Regions from separate parts of the Mus musculus genome. Here regions 2 and 3 are each linked to region 1. The links are chromatin contacts, found by Hi-C or POLR2A ChIA-PET in ENCODE. All regions are on one chromosome and are shown on one strand. The core of a region is the stretch at or near the end of the contact, and the rest is flanking DNA. Distances in the headings are between cores, read along the strand shown. Region 1 holds the start of Susd2 (sushi domain containing 2). Region 2 holds the start of Ddt (D-dopachrome tautomerase). Region 3 holds the start of Gstt2 (glutathione S-transferase, theta 2).

The links. A loop is a pair of places that touch in the nucleus more often than their neighbours do. ChIA-PET counts read pairs that join two places held with the same protein, here RNA polymerase II (POLR2A).
Region 2: POLR2A ChIA-PET joins it to region 1 with 17 read pairs in embryonic stem cell. The contact joins the promoter of Ddt here to the promoter of Susd2 in region 1. POLR2A ChIA-PET finds 5 or more read pairs at or near these places in 4 of 5 experiments (Patski and embryonic stem cell).
Region 3: a map of heart shows a loop between it and region 1 (2.2-fold over the local background). The contact joins the promoter of Gstt2 here to the promoter of Susd2 in region 1. A Hi-C loop is called at or near these places in 1 of 37 maps with a recorded cell type or tissue (heart). POLR2A ChIA-PET finds 5 or more read pairs at or near these places in 3 of 5 experiments (all embryonic stem cell).

Annotation. Positions count from the first base shown.
Region 1 is chr10:75,642,221-75,645,595 of GRCm38, forward strand. It overlaps Susd2 (sushi domain containing 2), which reads right to left and starts at 1,788. Exons shown (of 15, transcript NM_027890.5): 1 at 1,654-1,788; 2 at 243-450; 3 at 1-56. The coding sequence starts at 1,723.
Region 2 is chr10:75,771,379-75,774,800 of GRCm38, forward strand. It overlaps Ddt (D-dopachrome tautomerase), which reads right to left and starts at 1,996. Exons shown (of 3, transcript NM_010027.1): 1 at 1,838-1,996; 2 at 1,360-1,535; 3 at 1-128. The coding sequence starts at 1,945. The coding sequence ends at 56. Gstt3 (glutathione S-transferase, theta 3) reads right to left here. Exons shown (of 5, transcript NM_133994.3): 5 at 2,744-3,422.
Region 3 is chr10:75,833,139-75,836,704 of GRCm38, forward strand. It overlaps Gstt2 (glutathione S-transferase, theta 2), which reads right to left and starts at 1,743. Exons shown (of 5, transcript NM_010361.2): 1 at 1,037-1,743; 2 at 514-601. The coding sequence starts at 1,148.

The DNA.
Region 1 (3,375 bases), core at 538-3,037:
AGTGCACTTGATAGAAGTCGTCGACATAGCCAAGGGTTTGGATACTCTCCTTAAACCTGAGGGACAGAGATGGGTGGAGGCAGCCTGAGCCAAAAGCTATGGAAATGGGTTAGGCTAGGTGCGCCAGTGTTCTCCTGCCTGCCCTCGGTCCCAGGGTGCTACCTCCAGCTCCCCCACTCTATGCTTGGGATTGAGCGTGTAGGAGCCCTAATGACCTAGCTGTTTAGGTCCCCACCCCCCACCTGCAAATGACCCCATCAGTAGGGTCAGTCCACTTTAAATGTTGCACCACGAAGTCTTTGCCACCCATCATGGACCCTGAGGAGGGTAAAATCTCTAGGCAGTAGTCCAGAAAATCTTCACAACAGGTGCCAAGGCCCGAGCAGGTTGGGTGACAGGAACAGAGTCCATCCTGTGCCCCGCAGCGCAGGGAACAGCTTCCCTGGGCACCTGGAGAAGAAAGCCCCGTGTCCCAGGGTCAGCTGCCTGACCAACAGGGCCCGTTTCCCCTGGAGCCTGTGAGAAGCGTCCATGAGACAGACCAGGGATTGCTATGGCTACCAAGTGGCATGGTGGAAAGCCACCGGCTCTGTGGGCGGGGCTCCATTTTAGCACAGGTAATGGAGTGGCTTTGTGGGTCCTCACAGCTAAAAAAGGGTCCCCGTGCTTTCTGATAGGGTACATAGTCACCAAGAGTCCTACTGAAGGCCGGGGAGGGAATGGTATCTGGGTTGAGCTTGTCCCATCTCTTTCTGGGGGTGGGACACAGTTGAATCTCAGAGAGCCCCACCCTCTGAGAAGGCAGCCAGGACACTCCCTTTTTAGGGGATAGGAGGGGACATTCCAGTGAGGGTTGCAGCACAGTGTAGTTGGGAATACCCCATAGAAACTGTGGAACATCCTGTCTAGGCCTAGCTGTTCAGCCCACTTCCTCTGTGGGCTGTGGAGACCTGTGGTAGGGCTGTACTTCAGCCCCAGAGCTGAAAAGTGGAGACTGGGGTGAGGTACAAATTCCCAGGCCAGACCACACCTTCCCCAGACCCTTGATGGAGATCCACCAGGAGCCGGGCTGCGGTCTAAGCCATTAGACCACCTCACTAAGCTTATACTCCGGAGCAGCAATAAATATTTATCGGCTAAGGTTTAACGACTGCAAGGGGTGTGGGAAGATGCTTCAAGATGCCATGAGATAAAGTACCAGAAGGGTGGTGGCACTTGTGTGAAGCAGGAGACTGCAGGCTGGTTAACTCCCAGCTCAGCTCAGGGAAAGGCCATGGCTCTAGGCTCATCCTTCCTGCTAGACTTTCTTGGTTGCGCCGAGAAGGACCAGCACAGGGACAGATGAGAGGCAGGGGGTTCCCTGTGTGATTGCACCCTTCACAGAGGCTGGGCTGCAGGCTCTGGTCTTCCGGGATTCCCTCCCAGGCCCTTATGTGAGTGCAGAATGAGCTTGGTTCAGACCTCCCATCTCCACCAGAAGTGTCTAGATCCAGGAGCCCCCCCCACCCCCCCAGTTTCTTCCCAGTACTCCCCAGTGTAGTCACAGATGGACTGCCAGATGGATAGACAGCTGAGCCCAGAGGGGTGTCTGCTTAGGGCCTGGCTGATCAGGCAGATGAACAGGGAGGTCAGAAGGACAAAGTGGGGGCATACCTGCTGTGAACCCGGGGCCTGGTATTGTTGAGAGCAGCATCAAAATCCAAGGCAGGAGGGCCAGCTTCATGGTGTGCCCTGTGTCTGCAACCAGCAGGCAGCACAGTGGCTCAGAGATTTGCAGGGCAGGCTCTTGCCTGGCTGGCCAGGCCCCGCCTCCTGACCCCGCCCAGCGTTCTGCGGCATCACTCCTCCCCTCCCCTGCCCTCCCCGCCCCCTCTCAAAGTCCACAGGTGCCGATAGACAGGCAGAGCCCGAAGTGCCTAGTTAGCACATTCTTGTAGCATCATCACAGCCTTGGGACCCTGTGTGAGAATGAGGGGCTGGAGCGTCCAGATGCTAAGACCTTTGGCACCTGAAGCGGAATGGCGAGACAGCTCAGACCCTGGGGTCACAGTCCAGTCTTGTGTGTGAGGTTTCTGTTGGTTGGGTGGGAGAAGTCCTGGCCCCTTAGGGCAGACCTAGACCTCTGCTTCCCCTAGGGAGGTGTTGCTAACACACACTCAGCCTGACAGGCGGAGGTGGAGAAAGAATTAATCTGTTTGGATTTTAAGCACATAGCATGGACTTGAGACTGGGTCATTTCTGATGAATAGCCAGCCAGCTTTAGAGTCACTACCGAGACGGAGGAGCCCAGGGCTGAGGCCAGCCTAGCTCCAGTGTTGTCAGTTGGGGAGCTAACAGATCCTGTTGAGGGTTAGAAGGAAGGAGCCTGGTGGAGACCAGCTACTGGCTTCTGGGAGACCTTGATACTAGGGTGACTCATGAAGGACCCCAAAGCTGGGACTCTCTCTCACTCAGGGATTGTCACCTGGGCTAGACATCAGGACAGGGGATCTGTAGTGTTTCAATGCAGACACACTGGCTAGCCTCACAGGGGAGGAGGTGCTCAGGTGGCTGGCTTGTGAACCAAAGCCATCTGATCTGTGATTCTCCTCTGGTCCTGGGTCTCAGCCAGCCTATTGTTCTATGGGCCTAGTCCCCTCTCACTTAGAATGACTACCCAGAACTAGTCGGGGCTGGAGGTGACAGTGTCTCCCACGAGTATCTGAGGAGACCCGAGGTATAGGAGTGGGAACCAACTACCCCTAAGGTAACCCTGCCCCTATTATACCTGCAACCCCATAGGTGGATTTGGTTGAGAAGTCACCACCTTCCAGGGGAAAGAAAATCTACTAAGCCACAAGGGGCTCTATATGGGTGCTTTTGTGTGCACACTGAGGTCCTGTGGTGGTAGCAGTCGATGCTAACAACCCAGGCCCAGGATTGCGGTAACTCCCTACCCTGAGAGGCATGGGTAAGCAGAGGGGTATGGCTAAGTGACTGCTGTCCCCAGCGTCTTGGCTGTCCAGATGGCTGGCCTGGTAAGGACCCATCCTGGGTTGCCATGCTTCCAATCCATGGCCTTGGATTATTAGGTCTAGTCAACAGATTCTTCTCCATTGAGGGCTCAGTCTATGGCGGCACACAGGCGTATGGACTCGGACTTGTCTTCATTCTGGTCCAGAGTTTGCAAGGAGAGATAAATGGGGCTCTGACTATGGGTGACAGTCATGGCAGGCAGGTATGAGGTGCTAGGACTTAAGTATCTCCAAGATAGATGGTGTGGAGCCCAGGAAGGGCAGGGTTGTTTCAGTTTTGGTCAAGTGTTGTGGCACATGCCTTAACCTCACTCAGGATGCTGAGGCAGGGCTGACCTGGCCGATCCAGGCTATATAGCAT
Region 2 (3,422 bases), core at 746-3,245, 130 kb after region 1:
TCTCTGGAAGGGCTCTGGCCCGGTTCGAGCAAACACCCTGGGTTCTTTGTTTCCGTCACAGAAATGTCATGACAGTTCCTTTCTTTCCGATCTGCCAAGCCTCCAAGGGGAAGAAGCGGATAACGATCCTTTAGGAGGAAGAAGGAGAGATGTCAACTCCTGCATACACCCCTCATTTGTTAAGGTCCCTGCCAGACAGGCCAGCCCATATCAGCCTGCAGGATATTTTGCCAATCTGCCCACCCCAGCTAATGATCCTTGCACCAAAGACAAGTCAGAAGAAAGGTGATGGCTATACCGGTCCCAGTGCAGACTTAACGCAATGGCTTCAATACCTGTGCTCTGTGCTCAGGTGAGCATGTTAGGCTGCTTACGGGCTAACAAACAGTCCCCCTGCTTCTAACTAACTGCATGCTCCTAAAGGCGTGCCCAGGGTACCAGGCACTTAGTTTTGAACCAAAGCCCAGCTCTAAGTGAGGCGCAGGTTCAAATCTGATTCAAATCTGTGGGAATCAGCAATTGCTCAATCACAGGACTCAGAGGAAGTCCCTGGCGATCGTCTGGCACCAGGGTGGTTGTGCACAGGGCTGACACCCTCAGGTTTCCATCTGTAAAACTGGCCCAATACAGTTATCTATGTCAGGAAGCTACCAAATCTGCCCTGTGCTGTGTGCACGAGCATTACCGTTAAGAAGTATTGTCCCCTCAACTAAAGGACAGCATTTGAGCATCCAACAAAAGCAGCCATTACCAACTTTCCTGAGCCCACTAGGACTCCATTTTGGAAGGCTCTTTCAAACTTATCTCCGTAGTTCTTCACAGGCCCGCTCCAGCCTCAGGAATATGAGACTCTAACTCTGCCTCAGAATGTAAGGATGGGGAGGGGGGAGGGGAGGGTCACCTTGTGGGGGAGGTCTTTTTATCATCCAGCAACTCTCCCGGAGCCTTATCTAGTTCAAAGGTTATCTGCCTCAGGACACAACCAGATTCCCTCGGACCAGCCTGGAAAAGTTCTCCCTTAAAAAACCAGACCCCCTGGTTCAGTGACGGTGAGGAGGCCACTATCACAGTGGTTAAGAGGGTGCCTAAGTAGATTCTCAGTACACACAAGACTACACTGGGGCTTCCCAAACCATCCTTTCTCGGGGCTGTAGAGAGTCGAAGGAATTGAAATCTTGCTAACATTCTGATCACAGACCCACCATTCCAGTGCCTGAGGAGTCCACCTTCGTGGACAAGGACACTGAGTGCTTTCTGGAACCAGCAAATAGTGACACCCCCCCCCCCCCCAACCTCATACAGAGAGACTGAGTCCTGACTCCAGACGCACAAATACGTTCCCTCACTGGCCCTGCATACCGGTCCTGGTCCAGGGACAGCTCCTCGGTGAGGAACTTGAAGAAGCTGGCGCTGTGAGTGCGGTTCTGCTCCGCGGTGCCCACAACCCCGATGGAAGAGACCAGAAGGTGAGCACAAGGCTCTGTGGATTTGTTCATCAACAGGGTCATGCCAGGTCGTATCGTAACGCTCACGCGCTGCAAGGAACACAAAAGTTAAATCCTGAAGCTTGGGCAGGGCATGGCTGGTGTTCAGAAGGGGGCGCGCCAAATTCTTAACGTGGGGGTCCGAGGGCTCCGGGTCTGGGACACTGCCCAGGATCCTTGGGAGTCAGTCACGTCAGGGTCACGCCTGGGAAAGACAACCAGGAAGGGATCTAGGAAGGGAGGATAGGACACGGAAGGTCAGAGGTTACCAGGGGAGTGGGGTCCCTGGGGATGGGAACGGGTCATTGGGAGGTCCGACCCTAGCCCACAAGTTCTCGCCGACCCTCACTCACGTCTTCGGGTTTGTCCAGGATGGTGGCTGTGGCCGCACACAGCCGGTTCTCCAGCCCCGCGGGTATGCGGCTAGCCGGCAAGTTTGTTTCCAACTCAACGAATGGCATGTTAGCGGGAGAAGAGTGGGATCGCCAAACGGTAACTGCACCGGGTGAGCTGTGGGAGCCAGTAGAGGTTCCAGAAAAGGAGCGCGGGGAGGGGCGGGGAGGAGGCGGGGCCAGGGAGGCGGGGCCGGGGAGGGAGAGCACAGCTCTGTTTCTCATTGGCCAGGCAGACTCGGCCCTTCTAGATTGGCTATCAGAGATACGCCTCTTCCGCTGTCACGTGTGCCGGCTCCAAATTACTGGTCCCAGGTTCACTACCTTTGGCCCTCCCAGTCGGCAGGTGGCTCTGTTTTTCCCTCTGAGCGTCCCAGCTAGTTGCCCACAAGGCATACATTTCTATAGGAGACTTAAAGGCTTAAAGTTTCTTAAATGATTGTGATCATTTCAAACTCAGTACGGGAACCGCACTTCTTTTGAACAATCTTGAGACCAAATAGCACGTGAGGTGTGCTTAGGCAAGACCCTAGGACAAGGGCATCTCTCTCTGGTCCCTAAGATACCTGAGTTTGTAAACTCTTCTGTCAGGGATAAATCATTGTCCATTAGAGAGTGGTAGAACTACTTAAAACAAACCAATCTGGCCGGGTGGTTGTGGTGCAAGCCTTTAAAACCAGAACTCTGGAGGCAGAGGTAGGCAGATCTCTTGAGTTCTAGGCCAGCCTGGTCTACAGACTGAGTTCCAGGACAGCCAGAGCTACACAGAGAAACTGTCACACACACACAAACCGAAAAAAGCAATCTGTCCAATTACACATAGGAAAGTGTGCATACTAAAGGATCCAGAAGCAAAACCATTACTCTTCTGTTAACAATGTATTTATTAGGTAAGGCACATAAAAGACGTCTTATGGCACAAGATTAAGTAGCTTGACAGTTTGGAGCCGGAGACAGGTAGAAGGCAGCAGTCAGGGTTAGAATGCTTGGGACAAGAATTTGGAAAGTCAGGACATACCAAGCAACTTCCACTCCCACAAAGGAACCAGCCCTGCACCCCACCTATGGCAGGAAGCAAAGACGCAGAGGACAAAGGTCTTTCACTAGTCAATCCCCGTCTCTTGCATGTATTCAACTGAGAGATCATAGATCCTGCATGCCAAAACTGAGGAAGGGAGGCACCAGGGTTGAGGAGCACAGAGGGTCACGTGGTACCAGATATCAATTATATGTATATGTGTATATACATGTATATACAAATATGGCTTGGAGGATGGGGGAAGGTTCAATGGTTTGTAAAGTTTCAAAGAAAAGGAATATGGCCAGATACGTTTCTCCCAAGTATTTTCCTGGAGCTCTCTCCAGAAGTCAGATAAGAACTGATGTTACAGCACAAGCCAGGTGGGGACACAGAGGGAACACAGGTGATGCAGAGAGGAAATTGCGGACCAGAGACCCTATGTCCTAGTGACAGCCAAAGAGCCAGACAGCCTCATCTCTTCGCTTGCACGGCCCCGAGTTTCCCTTGACCGTCTGTCTCCCAGTT
Region 3 (3,566 bases), core at 493-2,992, 190 kb after region 1:
TGGTGGTTGTTGTTGTTTTGTGGGTTTTTTTTTGTTGTTGTTTTGTTTTGTTTTTTAGCTCTCTGACACTAGACTCTAATGGGAGAACCAAACAGTCTGTGAGCCCTGACCCTTTCATTGGTCTCCGGGGCCAAGCTTTGGCGGATTAAACAGGACATCTAGGAAGTTAGGAGAAGCCCTTCCTAGTCCTTTGTTGAATCTACATTTTTTTTTCCCTAACCCTTGACAATCGTCCCCTTGTCGCCTTCCAATACCCCTCAATCAGGATAGGGAGGCCTGGAGGGGGAGGGGGGGAGTCCAGCAGATGAAACAGGACAGAAGCAAGGGACATGCTGGATCAGCCCTCTAGTCTTCCAGGACCCCTTCCCACAGAGTCTGCTCTAGCCAGGCCCCCTCACAGCCTAGGGTCGGAGTCGGCCAGGGCCCCGCCCCGCACCCCACTCCAACGGAAGTGGGGCGGCCAAAGGGAGCCGGAGGAGGTAGTGAGGGCTCTGGGTATATTTACAGCTGCACCTTTCGGTCAACACGAAGCTTCCGTCTTTGAGTACAGGAACTTTGTTTAAGCAGTTCACCTGGGAGAATTGCTCGCTCATGTGCTGCCCTGGGAAGGAAGAAGCCAGAAAATGCGTGCAAGGACTCAAGCAGTATTCCTATTTTCCCCTTTCTCTTTGCAACCAGAGCAAGGTCGAAACGGCCAAAATCCGGATGGGCCGGGAACCAGAGGCACAGAGGTGGCTCAGCTATGTGTCTCTTCCCTGCAAAGTCTCCGGAATTTTGTGAATCTAAACACTGCGTGCCTTCAAAGCAGAAACTGTAGGAATCTTTCATTTTTCTCCCCACGTCCCAGGACAAAAAGTCTCTCTTGTCAGAGCGGAAGTTACGTTTAAAGAGGGCTCTGAACTGACTAAGACCACTCCAAAGAGAGCAGAGCATTCCTTGGTGGACGGCGCTGGGGGTGGGGGGGGTCAGATGATGGGGAGATTGTACCCAGGCAGAATGTGAAGGACTGACATGGTCTAGGGGTAAATGTGCCAACCTTTGAGTATATCCACGGTACGCGTCTGGAAGGGGATGCCATTCTTCTTGGCGAAGATGTAGACAGCGCGGCTGGGTTGTGACAGCAGGTCCAGGTAGAGCTCCAAGCCCATTGCCGGTAGCGACACAAGATGGTGTGCCGACTGCGTTCGATAACAGCAAGCTGGGGTCCAGCACAGCCTCAGTTGGCCAAGCCAAACGATTTCCTCCTCTGGATAGCTGACACCTGCTGATCTTGGGGAGGGAGACGCTTTGGAGGACTTTATACCAAAAGCAGGGCTGAGGTGCGCGCGCACTCAGACTGACTTATGCGATTTGCTCCAGCGGACCGTGGAGCCAGGAATCCAGCCCAGGACCTTAGTCTCACCCGGACGCGGAAATGGCCTAGCTGGGCTTTCGTGGACCCAACTCAGAGTTCTGTGGACGTAGTCGTTTGCGGGGAACTAGACCGCTCAGCTCCTAGCTCTCAGTTACTGCAGGAGGGGATCTTAGAGGCTGATCGCTGATCCTTCTTTAACGGGTGAAGCTTGTTGCAGGCTGCTAGAAACTTTGCCTTAAGGAAGAACTGTGGTTGGTCCAGCTGCCCCGTGCAAAACAGGTCGTCTAAGAACACTGGACCTCCCCAGATCTGTGAGGCTGGGCAGCAAAGCTTGAAGGAGTCACAGGACCACCTCTCTCGCCCGCCTCCAACACTCTCCACGGTAGCATCTTCCGATGGGGAAAAGAGGTGCCCATTATCACTGGCTTTATCTGAATCTTTTAGAGTAGCTATAGCCCGTGGGCCATATCGGGCACCAGAATGTTTCCCTGGGCGTTTTTCTTTTTTTCTTTTTTCTTTCTTTCTTTCTTTCTTTTTTTTTTTTTTTTTTTTTTTTTTTTGACATTGAGGGGTAGGGGTCTTGCTATAGCACAGGCTGGCCTCAAACCCTTCTGCTCCATTGATTCTCCTGTCTTAGTTTCCTGAATGTCTGGGACTCCCAGGTGAGACCTATCCTGCCTGGCTTTCCAGGGAATTTATGTTTGTTTGATTCATTTGGTTGGCTATTTTTTGTTTTGTTTTGTTTTGTTTTGTTTGAAACAGGGACTCATATAGTCCAGGTTGGCCTCAAATTCGACTTCATTTTCCAAGTGCTTAGGACTACAGGCATTTGCCATAGAACCAGTCTTACCCTGTGAGTTGATAGCTAGGAGCTGTGGTAGCCAGTAGGCTCAAACCGAGCTCTCTCAAGTGGCCCCTCCCCTCGCCCCTCCCACCGCCAGAACCGTCTGAAGCCAAATTGCCCTTTTACCTAAATAAGCTGGTGTTGTTTTTTGAGGAAAAGGATTCTGAAAAACACAAAGCTGTCCCCAGAGGAGCTTCTTCTGCAGCCCTGCACCGCACGTGGCTCTGCTCGTGCAAATTCGGTAGGGAGAGCATGTGATCCAAGATGACTGTACCCACCCAAGCCCTCTGATGTGATTGGCCCCTAGAAGTCTCCTGGCCTTGTTTATTTCACGTGCTTCCCCTAGGTCAGACATCCTCTCTCACGGGATCAGATATGGCTCTTGAATGGATGGACCCCTGAATCCCGCCCCGAAACACCCCCCCCCCCCCCCCCCCGGCTTTCACCCTGCAGACTCAGGTACCTGCTTCGCTACTCTCCGGAGAGTCCCCTCCCACACTGGCAAGGAACTGGTTTGGCTGCCTCACTCCCCTCTTCCATCTCATCCTCTCTTCCGGCTTCTTAACCCCTCCCCCCCCCCAAAAAAAGGGCTTCCTTGAATCTTGACAAAAATACCCCTTTTTTTTTTTTTTTTTTTTTGCTACCCTCCCTTTTTGACTGGTAATAGTTTTCATCTTGATTGTCAGATACCTAAAGCCAGAGTGAGTGGTAGTTTGAATGAGAAATGCCCGCCCCCGCCCCACCTCCCCACAGCCCATAGTTTCCTGCGTTTGAACCTAGTGTATGAACAGACCCCAGCTGGTGGTCTGTTTTGTGTGGGTTATGTAGCTTTTAGGTTGTGGCACCTTGCTTGCTACAGGAAGTATGTTGCTCATGGCAGTGGGGTTTGGCAGTTTATACCCTGGGCCACCTAGGGGGAGCCTATCTGACAAACAGGACAAAGAAAATCAGTAGCTAGAACCTGGTTTCATGACACAGCATTTGTTTAGCATCAGTGAACCTAGCCCTGGATTCAACCCTCCACACCACAAAACAAACAAAAAAACTGAAGAGAAGCCAAGGTTCACAAATCACACCGAACGGTGGTTACTGAAGTGGTGGGAATAAAAGTTGGAATGGCTGACTGCCAGAGAATAGTTAGTCTTCAAACGTGTTGACCTCATTCTGTGGAAACAGCTAATTTGTTTGAGGAAATTTTGTTGTTATTCATTGAGACAGGGTCTGTCTATATAGGCTGGCTGTCAGGGAACTAACTATGTAGAACAGGCTAACTCTGAACTCACAGAGATCCTCTTGCTTCAATCCTGGAATTAAAGGTGTGTACCACCATCCTGGCCTCTGGCTAGGTTTTCTTAGCTCTTCTCATCT